Linked DNA regions of Homo sapiens: region 2 is linked to region 1. A link is an interaction called in ENCODE POLR2A ChIA-PET data of the cell type or tissue named here. Cell type or tissue: IMR-90. All regions are shown on one strand.

Region 1 (2,500 bases):
AAGGACAATGGCTCTGTAGCCATAACTCTTTACATCGGAAACTCAACTGGAACTGCACCAAAAGTAAGTAGAAGAAACCATTTCTTGGTGGAAACAACGATTCCAGTGCCTTCAGACTCTCCAAAGCATCACAGCAATTAGAGATAACAATAACCGCAGAGCCATTTGGAGATAGTTAACAGTAGGTCTTGAGGAGCAGAGAAAACTTTGTCTCTCCAAACCTTAGAATGCTTCACAACCAGACTGTTTTCATCTAGTCTTGTGGGAAAGTATGTTTTTATGAAAACAGAAGAGAAAACTCAAACATCCTCTTACCCATCCATATTAGCTAAGAATAAAAAGTTGAAAATTCCATCTATAAGGACTCTGTCAAAATAGAATTTACATCCTGACAACATTAAAGTGCCCATGTGAGAGCAAGAGGTGTTTGACAGCAAGAAGACTGAAATTCTTTCTGAATATAATACTATATTTCTGAAGTCTTATCATCGTGAATTAAAATTCAGTGAAAGAATGATTTCTTTATTAAATTAAAAATGAGCAAAATCCCCATAAAAAGGAGACCAGCTGGCTGAGTTATGTACATTGCCTGTATAACTTCATTTTACATATATAAGAGCCATATAGATGGGCCATACATACAAAGAGTTGAATGATTTCCAAATTGACCAGGAGATAACTTATAGCTAAGAAAATATATTTGAGATACATTTGGATCTCCATGATTCAAATGCCATAACACAGACGTGTTGACCTTCGATTTCCTTTAGCAGTGAGGGCAAATTTAAGTTTTTGAACTACACAATCCCAGAGAAAATCTGAGTCTTCCACCCTTCCCTCAACCCCCCATTCTGAAATATAATGAACAAATACTTATTGGATGACTCCTACGTGTAAGAATGCAAGTATAAGCTACAGATCTTGCCAGAAGCTGTAGGAAGAAGGAAGCAGATGGAGAGAGGACTTCCCCCAGAGATAGAAAAAACTTCCACTCCTGGAGCCCATGGGTGAGGTCAGCCTCATGGAACTGCATGAATGGAGCGTGAGACGTGGGTGGTTCCACAAAGGAAAACTGAGATACTGTTATCACAGGAATAGGTAAAATATCTCCATTTTCCTTTGCGGGGGGTGGGGGAGAACTCATGCAGACTAAAGGAAAATTCGAAATACACAGTACCTTGCATGTATTAAGAGTAAGTTCTCTTTTTTACTTAGAGCAATTTGAGATCAGTCTCACCACTTGCACCTGAAAGAGTCCTAACACTAGTGGCCTGAGACTATTGCACAGAGAAGATGGAATATGAGTTGTTCTCTCAGAATATGAGTTGTTCTCTTAGAAGATGGAATATGAGTTTTATAAACAGAAGGATAGGAGGTGCTTCTGGATAGAGAAAATAATGTAAACAAAAGCTTAAAGTCAGTGAGTAAAAATGTCTGGTGGAAGGAACAATTCATCTCAGAAAGGAAGTTAATATAGAAATAGAGGTCAGGATCAACATACAAAAGGGCTTAAAGAAGGCCAGGTGGAGTCTGAACTTTATTCTGTAGAGTCTGAACTTTATTCTGTAGCCAACTCCAATCCATCAGAGGCTTTTGAGCAGAAGAATGACCTGGTCAAACCAGAGTTTAGGGGAAGATTATTCTGGTATGATCTCATGAGCTGAAGTGGGGAAATCCTAGACATGAGACAATGAGGGCACAACCCAAGTACAGATTCTGTCCAAGATGGAATTACCTTCACAGTAGGTGACCACTCAGCAAGGCAGAGCTAATCAGCTTATTACCAAACTGCAAGGGGACTCTTGATGAAGTTTTGACTTTGAGATTTAGTATTTAAGATTGGTTATGTATACATTCCACAGATATTTACTATGAGCCCAGCACTCTGATAGATGTTTGATACAAAATAATAGACAAGACAGTGTGAAGACTAAAATTAATGAAGTATACTTCTGTGAAATAAATAACTAAGCACAACTATGAGAAGTGCTATGAAAATTACTTGTGCTCAAATGCCCATCAGTGATAGACTGGATAAAGAAAATGTGGCACATATACACCATGGAATACTATGTAGCCATTAAAAAGGATGAGTTCATGTCCTTGGCAGAGACATGAGTGAAGCTGGAAGCCATCATTCTCAGCAAACTAACGCAAGAACAGAAAACTAAACACCGCAGGTTCTCACTCATAAGTGGGAGTTGAACAATGAGAACACATGGACACAGGGAGGGGAACATCACACACCAGGGCCTGTCGGGGAGTGGGGGGCTAGGGGAGGGATAGCATTAGGAGAAATATCTAATGTTGATGTAAATGATGGGTTGATGGATGCAGCAAACCACCATGGCACGTGTATACCTGTGTAACAAACCTGCACGTTCTGCACATGTATCCCAGAACTTAAAGTATAATTTTTTAAAAAAAGAAAAAATAATAAAATTATGATGCTATCAGATCATATATCAGGGGGCCTAATCCCAGTCTCATTAAGTCCCTG
Region 2 (2,500 bases), 170 kb before region 1:
ATCCCAGCACTTTGGGAGGCTGAGGCTGGCAGATCACCTGAGGTCAGGAATTTGAGACCAGCCTGGCCAACATGGTGAAACCCTGTCTCTACTAAAAATACAAAAAAATTAGCCGGGTGTGGTGGCAGGAGCCTGTAATCCCAACTACTCGGGAGGCTGAGGCAGGAGAATCGCTTGACTCTGGTAGGTGAGGGCCCTGGGAGTCTGAGATCCCAACTTGGGCATTCTATGGGGCAGCTCCCAAGGATTCAAGCATCCTCCCACTCAAAGCTGTTTGTCCCCTCACCTCTCCTCTCTCTAAAACTGTTCTTGCTGGAAAACCTCCTCTCTCCTCCCTGCAGCCACTGCCACTGGAGATGTGCCCAAGTCTTCATCCCTTGCCACATGCTCTCACTTTCTCTGTTGTCAACAGGACCTAAAAGCATCTTCCTGGAAGCCTCAGAGCCAACACACCTGCAGGCACTTGCTTAATATGCCTGCAGGTGAATGTTAGTGAATCTCAAAAGCACCCTAGGCACTGGGGAGACTGAGACTTCTAAATTAAACCTCCAAATGCCTCCAGGAGCTTAGAGTTTGGTAGAAAGATGACACAAATGAAAGGATGACCATGTGTAGGGACAGGAAGCTCTAAGGAGTGGAGAGAGGGGGAAAGAGCTGAATACTGTGGGGTAGCTACAATGAGAAGGAGGGGCACACTAGGATGAAAGAGCGTAGAAAGCAGAGACTTCTGATGCCTAAAGTGTTTACAAAACAATCCGCATGTGGTGGGCGCAGTGGCTCACACCTGTAAGCACTTTGGGAGGCTGAGGCGGGAAGATCACTTGAGTCCAGGAGTTCAAGACCAGCCTGGGCAACATAGTGAGACTCCATCTCTACAAATAATAATAATAATAATAAAGAAATTAGCCAAGTGTGGTGGTGCATGCCTGTAGCCCCAGCTACTAGGGAGGCTGAGGCAGGAGAATCACATGAGCCTGAGGTCGAGGTTGCAGTGAGCCATGTTACTGCCACTGCACTCAAGCCCAGGCAACAGAGCAAAACCTCATCTAAAAAAAAAACCCAGCATGATACTGTAATGGTGGAAACATGACATTAAGCATTTGTCAAAGTCCATAGAATGCACAACATAAAGCATGAGGCCTAATGTAAAGGAGGGACAATAGTTAATAACAATGCATCCATGTTTGTTCATCATACACACTAACGCAAGATGTTAATAACGGGGGTGGGGAGGGAGGGAATGGAAATTACCTTCTGCACAATTTTTCTATAAACCTACATCTGCTCTAAAACATAAAGTCTATTAAGAAAACAAAAGGCCAGGTGCGGTGGCTCACGCCTGTAATCCCAGCACTTTGGGAGGCCGAGGCAGGCAGATCACCTGAGGTCAGGAGTTTGAGACCAGCCTGGCCAACATGGCAAAACCCCGTCTCTACTAAAAATACAAAAATTAGACAGATGTGGTGGCGGGCACCTGTAATCTCAGCTAATCAGGAGTCTGAGGCAGGGAGAATTGCTTGAACCTGGGAGGCAGAGATTGCAGTGAGCCAAGATTATGCCATTGCACTCCAGACTGTGCAACAGAGTGAGAGCCTATCTCAAAAAAAAAAAAAAAAAGACAAAGAGCTGTCAACATAAAAACCCCGCTCCCAGTTTCTTTTGATAAATCTGAAGATCTAACAGCCCTGGGCTGAATCTGCACATGGAAAGAACGGGATGCAGCCCAGGAAACACAGCTTCTTCACATGGATACTCACCCTTAGGTTTGCTGAGGCCTCACTACTCCTGCCAGGCTTGGCTGGGAGCTTTGGGGAGTTTGGAGCCCTGGTGATAAAAGTCAGGTGTCTGATCACAGAGAAACAGGCAAATTTGGCTGGCGTCTTTGGAGCACCATTTCCCAGGCACTGGAAAATGACGACATCAATGGGAAATGATGAAGAAAGTGAGGAAAACCAGGACAGTTTTCAGACAAGTTGAGTTTGATTTGCATGTATTTGCAGTTAAAAAAAAATGTGACTGCATCTTGGAGGAGAAGTTGAGGCTACAGATACATTTCAGAGGGAGAGAAAAGTGGCTTTCAAAGCCCCAGGGAATACCTGAGGTCCCACCAAGGAGAGGAACACAGACAGGGGAGCCCAAGGGAGAAGAAAAAGCCAGGTTCATGGGATGATGTGGTAGAGGTGATGATAAGCGTTCACCCAGAACCTTAGTTTCCCGGGCAGATGGCTGTGCGTAGAAACTGCGGTGGGTGGAGAGGTAGATGAGGCTTAAGGAGACAGGAGGGGTCACGTGTTTGGGGAGTGGTCAGGAACCAGCCAGGTGAGAGGCAGCGAACTTGGTAGGCTGCTTGGGTTAATGTAGTTCCGAGTTTGCACCTGCCCTGGGGCTGGTAGCAGAAGTGGAGAGTGGGCAGGAATATGCTTGATCATTCATTCATTCATTCATTCATTCATTCATTCATTCATTCAGCACACATTTCCTGAATACCTACTATATGTCC

What was found. Peaks named below come from ENCODE experiments on the same cell type or tissue, not always from the same donor. Only the 100,000 strongest peaks of a DNase experiment are listed, where the experiment ranks them.
Region 2: POLR2A ChIA-PET joins it to region 1 with 7 read pairs; 2 of 35 experiments call an interaction of 5 or more read pairs at or near these places.

Annotation. Positions count from the first base shown.
Region 1 is chr15:69,153,343-69,155,842 of GRCh38, reverse strand. No RefSeq gene overlaps it. Among named protein-coding and RNA genes, the nearest start is that of GLCE, 6.0 kb to the left of the region's middle. In IMR-90, no CTCF peak of the experiment used is centred here; a DNase peak (open chromatin) is centred at 952.
Region 2 is chr15:69,325,554-69,328,053 of GRCh38, reverse strand. The region is part of intron 1 of PAQR5 (progestin and adipoQ receptor family member 5); the gene reads right to left. Among named protein-coding and RNA genes, the nearest start is that of PAQR5, 28 kb to the right of the region's middle. In IMR-90, no CTCF peak of the experiment used is centred here; no DNase peak of the experiment used is centred here.